Regions from separate parts of the Homo sapiens genome. Here region 2 is linked to region 1. The links are chromatin loops, found by intact Hi-C in ENCODE. Cell type or tissue: lower leg skin. All regions are shown on one strand. Each heading gives the region's core, and the rest is flanking DNA. Links, peaks and the distances in the headings are about the cores only.

Region 1 (5,386 bases), core at 271-5,270:
CTTCACATGGCAGAAGGCAGAAGAGTAAGAGGCATGAACTCCCTCCATCAAGCCCTTTTATAAGGTCATTAATCCCATACATGCGGGAGGAGCCCTCATGACCTAATCACCTCTTTAAGGCTTCACCTGTTAATAGTATCACATTGGCCATTGAATTTCAACACATGAATTTGGAGGGGACACTTTCAAACCATAGCACTCAGTTTTCCTTTTCTGAAACCTCTATCTAAGAGATGGAAAGGGTCTAAAATGACCCTGTACAATCTCTCTTGAATGAACTTCATCTCCTTCATAGAAAGCACTCACACATCTTTTATCTGTAAATCCTAGGGGAAGAAGGAGGGTTGTTCCTAACCAAGCAGTTCTTCTTTGCACTGCTGACTGCTGACTAGTGAGCATATCTCTTGCCCTTTTTAGCATTTCCAGGTAGGATTCAGACACAAGCCCACTGTGCCCTCTGAACTGTAGATGCCACATATTAAACACCCAGTGGCTTCCTCAAAGCCCTTTTCTTTTGACTGGAGATTTGGAGGTGGGACTCACAGCTCAGCTCTTTTTGAAGAAATCCTTCATGAAGATCTTCTTTAGAAATCCTCTTAAATCCCCCACTCCTGGCCCCTCCCCCCCTTTTTTTTGAGACGGTGTTTCGCTCTTGTCACCCAGGATGGAGTGCAATGGCGTGATCTTGGCTCACTGCAACCTCCGCCTCCTGGATTCAAGCTATTCTCCTGCCTCATCCTCCCAAGTAGCTGAAGTAGCTGGGATTACAGGCACCCCCCCCCCCCCCCCGCCGCCACCATGCCCAGCTAATTTTTTATATTTTTAGTAGAAATGGGGTTTCATCATGTTGGCCAGGCTGGTCTTGAACTCCTGACCTTAGGTGATCCACCCGCCTCAGCCTCCCAAAGTGTTCGGATTACAGGCGTGAGCCACTGCACCCGGCCTTCTCCTGACTCTTTTATACACTCAGTGTGCGGAAGATTTAAGAGTTGCCTAACTTGTTTTACTTCTAAATTCTTCATCTATGTTCTTTATTTGAAATTTGCTATTTATCATGCCTCTACCAAAATGTCTATTTTAACATCTGTAATGAGATTTCACTTGTTTATTCAAATAGCATTAAGCTCCCACTAGACCAGCACAGTCCACTAGCAATATAATACAAGGTGCATATGTAATTTAACACTTTCTAGCAGCCAGATTTAAAAAAAGAAAAAAACAGGTGAAATGAGTTTTAATAATATATCTTATTTAACATAATATATCTGAAGCATTATCATTTCAATATGAAATCAATTTAAAAATACTAATGAGATATTCTACATTCTTGTTTTACACTAGGTCTTTGAAATTTGGAGTCTACACTTACTCCACATTCCATTTAGGACCAGCTACACATTCAGTGGTCGATAGCCATAAATGATGAGAGGCAACTGTAGTGGAGCAGTAGTACAGCAGTAGACTGTAAGTTCTGTAGGCAAAGTTGGTGTCTGTCTTGTTCATTGTTATAAACAACAGTGTTTGGCATAGAGTAGGCATTCAATATTGTGAAATTGAACTAAATATAATTGAAAGAATGAAGACATTACCAAGGGAATCCTTCAATGTTTCCCCACAGCACTTACAGTCTAAATCATTCAATTCTGCACGCAATTAGTTGGCCCACATAGTTTGTAATTAAATTATTCCACAAGCATTTAAGGTTCACAAAGGAGGAAGCATCTTCATCTTGTTATCTGTTGTATCTCCCAGTCAACCACAGTTCCTAGTATTGTGATGTGTAGATTCATGCAATCAACAAATATTTATTTAGTGTCCACGCCAGGCCAGTTACTATTTTAGGTGCTGGGGATACTATAAGGGGGACACAGTCTCTGTTCTCATGGAGCTCACAGACAATAAAAAGTTACAAGAGCTTTGAAGGAAATAAATAAGGTGACATGAGAGAGTGTGATGGAGGACAGAGCAAGGAAGTACGGAGGAGAAGGAGACAGTATTGTGAAGAGCCAGGGAAGGGCAATCTGAGTGTGTCTTTTTGAGGCAGCCACATTGACTTTTCATTTTCTCGAATTCTCCAAACTCATTTCTGCCTGTAACTTTCTATTCCTTTTTCTTGTGCTGCCCACCCTCTCCCTTGCTCTTCTATAGCTGGTATCTTCCCATGTCTCAGCTCAAACGCAACTGTCTCCTCAAAGACACCCTCCCTAACCACCTGTCTACTGGGCTCATCACCCTTGACACTTCCTATCACATCCTGACATTTTGTTTAGTACCACAACCTGAAATGATCTTGTTTATGCTTCTATGAAATTGCCTTGACAATTGCTATCTTTCAATGCTGAGAAAAGTGTCCCTATGACAAATATATGACCCACAATTAGTGATCAATAGATATTTATTAAATGAATGAATGACTGAAGGTCAAGAGTTAAAGCATTTGGGAGATGTCTCAAGTCATGGTTTGAATAAATGTAAATGAAGTCTAGGAAGAACCACACTCTATTTGTCTGGTTTCTCTGAGAAGGAAGATGGGGTTAATGGATGTGGGATTTATACTCTTGCGCCGTCTCGGGCATGGGGCAACCTGAGTTTTGGTTCCAGCTCCTTTGAGAATCTACAGCTATGGACCATCTGACCGGGTAAATGGCCACAAACTTTTGCTTATAACTTAAGGGGGTTCGTGGACCTCCTGAAGAGGTCAAAGGACCACAGGTTAAAAATTCCTGTAGAGATAAGAGATTTCCACAGCAACACTGGGAGGCAGGAGGCAGGTGTTCAATGAGATAATGCACGAAGCATCTTTAAAGAACTAGGCCTGGCGAAGTGTGGCTTTGGGGAGAGGTGGTGTCCGAAGAATCCTTGGAAACCAAATTCTTTTGCACCTAGCAGCTGGGGCGGTGGTTGCTATTGACGCTTGCCTCCTCCAATCATCGCGCGGCTTGCTAGGCTGTGCGGCTCCGTGGTTACCGTGGCAACGGACGGCAACAGCTCGGGCGGCGCATGGAGAGTGCGGGCGGCTTCAAGCTGGGTATGGAGCCCCTCAGCGGCGGCGGGGTCTGTGAGTTGGACGCGGGGTCTTGGCGGGGAATGGAGGTAGAATAAACGTGGGACCCGGAGTGCACCAAGGTCAGAGGTCCTCGCAGAGATTGTGGGGTCAAAGTGTGAGGGACATGGGGGCTAACCGGGGCGTCCCCTCTTTTCGTCCTCGTCCTCGCCCTGCGTCCCAGGCGTTCTCCAGACTTTCCAGACCCCTCCCCTCCTCAGCCTTCCCTAGCCACTTCTCACTCCCATGAAAGTTACGGGACCTCGGATTTTTGTTCTTGGGATTCCCCTGCCAGACAGGTAGCCTGAAGGGCAGAAGGCCTGAGGTGCTGCCTCGCTTCCAACTTGGAATTAGCCCCAGGCCTTGGACGAATCATTTCCCGTCTTACCGGGGAAAATGGTAAAATTCACCTCTTTTAGGTGTACAGTTCCAAGAGTTTTGAAAATATAAAGTTCTGTACTGTATTAATCTGTTATCATTCTGCTAATAAAGACATATCTGAGGCTAATTACAAAGAAAAGAGGTTTAATTGACTCACAGTTCCACTTGGCTGGGGAGGCCTCACAATCATGGTGGAAGGCAAAGGAGGAGCAAAGTCGTGTCTTATATGGCGGCAGGCAAGAGAGCATGTGCAGGGGAACCTCCCCTTTATAAAACCATCAAATCTCGTCAGACTCAGTCACTATCATGAGAACAACCCAGGAAAACCCACCCCCATGATTAAGTTACCCACCATGGGGTCCCTCCCATGACACGTGGGGATTATGGGAGTTATAATTCAAGATGATATTTGGGTGGGGACACAGCCAAACCATATCATGTACTTACTGCAATAAGTATGTAGAATGATTCCATTAGCTCAGAAAGTATCTCTTGTACCTCATTGTAGTCAATGCCCCTTCCCCACTTCCAGCCCATAGCAACTAATGAAATGATCTGTTTTCTGATTCTGCATTATCCAGAATGTCACATAAATGAAATTATAACATACATAGCACTTTTTGTCTGGCTTGTTATACTTAGCATATTGCTTTTGAGATTTAACCATGTTGTTGTATGTAACAGTAGCTCATTTCTTTTCATTGCTGCGTACTATTCTATTGAATGGATGTACCATCAGCTGATGGACATTAGGATTGCTTCCAGTATTTGGTAATTATTAATAAGTAAAACTGTTATAAATATTCCCATACAGGTATTTGTATGGACATATGTTATTATTTTGATAAATACCTGGGAGTAGGATTGATAGGTTATATGGTAAGTATTAATTTTACAAGAAACTGCCAAATTGCAACCTTGTTAGCAGGTGATCTTTTTTTTATATGTATATATTTTTATTCTCCTTTAAGTTCTAGGGTATATGTGCACAACGTGCAGGTTTGTTACATATGTATACATGTGCCATATTGGTGTGCTGCACCCATTAACTAGTCATTTACATTAGGTATATCTCCAAATGCTATCCCTCCCCCCTCCCCCCACCCCACAACAGGCCCCGGTGTGTGATGTTCCCCTTCCTGTGTCCAAGTGTTCTCATTGTTCGTTGCCCACCTATGAGTGAGAACATGCGGTGTTTGGTTTTTTGTCCTTGTGATAGTTTGCTGAGAATGATGGTTTCCAGCTTCATCCATGTCCCTACAAAGGACATGAACTCATCCTTTTTTATGGCTGCATAGTATTCCATGGTATATATGTGCCACATTTTCTTAACTCAGTCTATCGTTGATGGACATTTGGGTTGGTTCCAAGTCTTTGCTATTGTGAATAGTGCCGCAATAAACATATGTGTGCATGTGTCTTTATAGCAGCATGATTTATAATCCTTTGGGCATATACCCAGTAATGGGATGGCTGGATCAAATGGTATTTCTAATTCTAGATCCTTGGGGAATTGCCACACTGTCTTCCACAATGGTTGAACTAGTTTACAGTCCCACCAACAGTGTAAAAGTGTTCCTATTTCTCCACGTCCTCTCCAGCACCTGTTGTTTTCCTGACTTTTTAATCGCCATTCTAACTGGTGTGAGATGGTATCTTATTGTGGTTTTGATTTGCATTTCTCTGATGGCCAGTGATGATGAGCATTTTTTCATGTGTCTGTTGGCTGCATAAATGTCTTCTTTTGAGAAGTGTCTGTTCATATCCTTTGCCCACTTTTTGATGGGTTTGTTTTTTTCTTGTAAATTTGATTGAGTTCTTTGTAGATTCTGGATATTAGCCCTTTGTGAGATGAGTAGATTGCAAAAATTTTCTCCCATTCTGTAGGTTGCCTGTTCACTCTGATGGTAGTTTCTTTTGCTGTGCAGAAGCTCTTTAGTTTAATTAGATCCCATTTGTCAA
Region 2 (5,386 bases), core at 311-5,310, 65 kb before region 1:
CTTGGAGGGAGTTTAAGAGAAAGAGTTGGAGAGGAATTGGAGCAGTAAATATAGACAAGTTTTTCAAGAAGTTTTGCTGCAAATGGGGCAGATAAATAGGTGAAAGCTGGCTGGGGTGGTGAGGTTGAGATAATTTTTTTTTTTTTTTTTGAGATGGAGTCTTGCCCTGTTGCCCAGGCTGGAGTGCAGTGGCACTATCTTGGCTCACTGTAAGCTCCACCTCCTGGGTTCACGCCATTCTCCTGCCTCAGCCTCCCGAGTAGCTGGGGCTACAGGTGCCTGCCACCACGCCCAGCTAATTTTTTGTATTTTCAGTAGAGACGGGTTTCACTGTTAGCCAGGATGGTCTCAATCTCCTGACCTCATGATTCACCCTCCTCGGCCTCCCAAAGTGCTGAGATTACAGGTGTGAGCCACCACGCCCGGCCAAGATAATTATTTTTTCAAGATGGAACTGGATGTGGTGAGTAAGGTTAAGAGGGGTGATTTCTAATTCTGTTAGGCAATTGGCCAGCTGATTCTAGCCTCAGTAATGAGCTCTGGGTTGGAAAAATAAACTTGAGGATCATCATTAGATTTAAAATTGCCTAGAGATGGCCCAGTGAGGTGATTTATGCTGTAATCCTAGCACTTTGGGGGGCCAAGGCAGGGGTATCGAGCTTAGGAGTTCAAGAGCAGCCTGGGCAATATGGCGAAACCCTGTCTCTACAAAAAATACAAAAATTAGCTGGGCATGGTGGCGTGCACATGTAGTCTCAGCTACTTGGAAGACTGAGGTTGAAGAGGGGTCGCTTGAGCCTGGGAGGCGGAGGTTGCAATAAGGTGAGATCGAGCCACTGCACTCCAGCCTGGGCGACAGAGCTAGACCCTGTCTCAAAAAAAAAAAAAAAAAAAAAGGCCTAGAGATGAGATGATATGTCCTAGGGGAGTATGTAGACTAAGAGTCAAGGGCCTAGCAGAGAACCCTGAAGATACAGTTTTTTAACAAATAGGCAGAGTTAGTTGTTAAAAATCTGTATCTTCAGAGTGTTGGGGGCATGGTTTCCTCCTATGGTCATTCTTCTGTAGGCTTCTTTGTAGGTCTACAAAGCCAACAAAGAAGCCTAAAGGAGAATGACCACAGGAGTAAAATCAGGAGATCATGTTGTCACAAGAACCACGGAAAAGAATGTTTCATTTCAATAGGGTTGATGAGTGCCAGAGATTTAGTAAAGAGCAAAGAATTCTGAGTTGGATGTAGCACCATAGGAAGTTATTTGGGATCTTCAAGGAGAACGTTTCAGGAATATAATGGAAGAGAAGGAGATTTGTCATTAGTTGAGAAATTATTGGAATGATGAACTGGAGACAGTGAACACAGAACCCTATCAAGAACTTTGACTGTGAAGGAGGTAGAGCGAGAGAAAGGGCAACAATTGGAGGAGGAGAGACTTACTTTCAAGATGGTAGAGCTATGCATGACTAAACGTTGATGGAAGGTTTCCAGGAGAAAAAGAGAGATGGAGAGAGGGGAGAGTGGGGAGAGGAAGGCAGGGAAGGGTGGGGAGAGGAAGGCAGGGGAGGAAAAAGGAGGGGAGGAGGGGAGGAGGGGAGAAAGAACTCTGAAACTTCCTCCACTTATAAAATAATAAAACTATCTGAAATCAGTTGGAACCAATATGGCAATGGACTGAGCTTGCTGACATCATAGCCTGAATTTCCGCTGCATACTTTCCCATCAGGAAGTATAAAGCATTAACTGTGCATGCCCAAGGACCTTCCAGACCTCCCCTTTCCTTCCACCAATCACCAGCGGCTAATCCCAGAATCCACTCCCAAACAGTTTCTAATGCAATTACTGCCTTGAAGCCAGCACAGGAAGACAGATTTGAGCTGGACTCCTCTCTTCTCATTTGTCAACTTGTAATAAAAGCCATTCTCTTCTCAAACACCCAGTATCATAGTATTGGCTTCTAACACACTGAGCATTGAGCTGCTTTTGCTAGGTAACAAGAGAATGTTCAACAAAGAAAAAGAAACTAGACATGCAAGAGTGTCTATTTATCATCTTCTACAGCAAGCTTCCACAAATAAGGATCCACCAGCCAAATCCAGCCCACTGCCTGTTTTTGCGGTAAAGTTTGATTGCAATTCAGCCACACCCACCTGTTTACACATTGTCTATGGCTGCCTTACAGTTACATCAGAGTTGAGTGGTTGTGACAGAGACCTTATGATCTGCAAAGACAGAAGTTTTACTATCGGCCCTTTACAGAGAATTTTTGTCAATCCCTGTTCTATAGGAAAGATGGGAAGGTTTTGGAGAAAAGGCAACCTTCAGAAAAATCCAACTTCTGAGTCTGTTTCCTTTTCTGCAAAATAAGGACACCATTCATTAAATCAGTCTTTCATTTCACAAACATTTATTGATTGCTACTATGTGCCAGAAGCTGGGAGTGCAGAGATCAATAAGATCTAGCCTTGTCCTTTGAAAGCCCATGGTCTAGTAGCAGAGATAGATGGATAAACAAATAGTTGGAATACTTAGAGTCCAATGCTACGTGCATGCTATGCAGATGAAGGGGAGGCATTTTACCTGGCTTGGATGGGGCTGGGAAGGAATCATTGGCATATGAGGTTGCTATGGTTGAGAATGAAACCAGTCAGTGATTAGTGTGGCACAAGTAAAGATCAAAGAGAATCAAAGAGGAAGAATTCTGGAAAGCACTAAGATAGAAGGGCTAAGGGAAGGGAGACTGAGAAGGAGCAGTGAGAGAGGTAGAAGGAGAACAAGGAATGTGTTCCTGGTTGATTTTAGAAATATAGCACCCTATCTTCCAAAAAAGAACAGACATTTTTCCAGAGCCTAACATTTATCAGATACTGGCTAAGTGCAAGAATCTGTCTAAGTACTTTACATTCATTTGGTAATCCTCAATACAAGCTGGTGGGAGAGGGATGTCTTCCTAGCCCAGGGTTATACAACTATTAGGTGAAATATCAATGGGACACACATAGGATACCACTCTATCACTCTGCCCTTGATACACCTCCCTAGCTGATCATTGCCCTCCCTGCTGAGTCCAGATGTGGCTTCACAATGTGTCTCAACAGAGCTTTCTGGGCAGCCACCACCAATCAGTTGGAGTTGGCCCCTGAAATGAAATCTATCTTATTTTTTATCCCGTCTTTTTTTTTTTTTTTTTTTTTTTTTAGTTTTTAGAATCTATGTTTTTGAATTTCCCATTACAAAAAAAAAACTCTATAAAAATGCTACTGGTTGTATTTGATAAAAATTTTGCACTTGATTTTCCATTATTTAATTTAGCATTGATCAAACTCTTTGAAGACGGCAAATAGTGTTTTTCTTTCTTTCCATTTTCAGCTACTGCCTTCTTAAGCACATTTTCTTTTTTTTTAATTATACTTTAAGTTTTAGGGTACATGTGCACAACGTGCAGGTTTGTTACATATGTATACATGTGCCATGCTGGTGTGCTGCACCCATTATCTCGTCATTTAACATTAGGTATATCTCCTAATGCTATCCCTCCCCACTCCCCCCACCCCACAACAGGCCCCAGTGTGTGACGTTCCCCTTCCTGTGTCCATGTGTTCTCATTGTTCAATTCCCACCTATGAGTGAGAACATGTGGTGTTTGGTTTTTTGTCCTTGTGATAGTTTGCTGAGAATGATGGTTTCCAGCTTCATCCATGTCCCTACAAAGGACATGAACTCATCATTTTTTATGGCTGCATAGTATTCCATGGTGTATATGTGCCACATTTTCTTAATCCAGTCTATCATTGTTGGACATTTGGCTTGGCTCCAAGTCTTTGCTATTGTGAGTAGTGCCACAATAAACATACGTGTGCATGTGTCTTTATAGCGGCATGATTTATAATCCTTTGGGTATATACCCAGTAATGTGTTATCCCCTGTCTTAATGCATACCCAAGCAGTTTGTAAAGTACAAAGCACCCTTGCCTTAAAATGTGGTATTACTATTACTATTGATTATTAATAAAATTAAACAAAATAAAAACCTAACAATGACATGATAATATGTGTGACATTCAACCTAGATGTTTTGGAATCTGGAATATATTTTGGCAATGTAAATGTAACACAAATACATAACTGATCTTTAATAAATTCATTATACTCTTTTCAAATTGAGTCTAGGATGCATACTCATTCCTGGAAATCATTCCTACATGTAATTTAACTGAGCAAATAAGGAATTTCTAAAATGTACGGGAGATTGAATGGATTTAGGAATGGGGCAGATAGTCCCCTTTATTATGTTTAACATTTTAAGGAAATATTTCAAACATTCAGTAAAGAGAAAAGTATAACACCCATGTATTCACTACCTAGATTTTAAAAGTAGGCATCCCTCAGTATCCATGAGGGATTTGTTTCAGGACCTCCCTACCAGCATACCAAAATCCATGGATGCTCAAGTCCTTTATATAAAATAGTGGAGTATTTGCATATAACCAATGCACTTCCTTCCATATACTTTCAGTCATCTCTAGATTACTTGTAATACCTAATACGATGTAAATACTGTGCAACTAGTTGCTATGCTGTATTGTTTAGGGAATAATGATAAGAAAAAGAGTCTGTACATGTTCACTACAGATGCCACATAGATTTTTTCCTCCAAATATTTCTGTGATTGGCAGAATCCACAGATGTAGAAGCCAGAGATACAGAGGGCCATCTGTACTAGCATTTTGCCATTGCATCAGAGATTAATGAAAAGAATACAATTATTACAGATACAGTTGGTGTTCATTTTATGCCTTCTTCCCATCCTGAATTCTCTCCTTCTCCCTGGAGGTTACCACTCTTCAGAGGGTGGTGTGTATCCTCTTCATCCACGTCTTTATATTTTTACTATATTTATATAAATGAATACTAAACAGAATTGTTTCACATGTTTTTAAACATTACAAAAATGCTAAGGCAATGTAAAATTGTTCTGCAACTTGCCTTTATCATTCCATACTATGGTTTTGAAATGCCTTTGTGTTGATTCATGTGTTCATTCATTTTATAGCCTGTCTTCTTTCTATTCTTTGAAACCTGTCCAAATTGTTGAAGACAGAAAGCAGATATATCCGACAGCTTCTCTGTAGCAGATATGAAATCATTTGGCCTCAATTGTTTTCTCTTTTTTCCCTTTTTTCTTCTTAGTCTCTCCCCTCCCCTTTCCTCTTCTGCTCTATTAAGGATTTTGAATATAAAAGGAAATAGCAGAAGAGAGAAAACTCTTCATGGAGGGTCTGAATTTAGCACCTTATCTTCCAAAAAAGAACGGACTTTTTTTTTGGAGCAGCTAACATTTGTCAGATACCAGCGAAGTGCAAGAATCTGTTCTAAGCACTTTACATTTAT

What was found. Peaks named below come from ENCODE experiments on the same cell type or tissue, not always from the same donor. Only the 100,000 strongest peaks of a DNase experiment are listed, where the experiment ranks them.
Region 2: it touches region 1 in a loop (9-fold over the local background); 5 of 110 quality-filtered maps call a loop at or near these places.

What each region holds. Positions count from the first base shown.
Region 1 is chr16:71,228,302-71,233,687 of GRCh38, reverse strand. HYDIN (HYDIN axonemal central pair apparatus protein) reads left to right here and starts at 2,966. Exons shown (of 86, transcript NM_001270974.2): 1 at 2,966-3,126. In lower leg skin, for the core only: no CTCF peak of the experiment used is centred there; no DNase peak of the experiment used is centred there.
Region 2 is chr16:71,293,810-71,299,195 of GRCh38, reverse strand. The region is part of intron 1 of LOC102723786 (a long non-coding RNA gene); the gene reads right to left. Among named protein-coding and RNA genes, the nearest start is that of CMTR2, 7.1 kb to the right of the region's middle. In lower leg skin, for the core only: no CTCF peak of the experiment used is centred there; no DNase peak of the experiment used is centred there.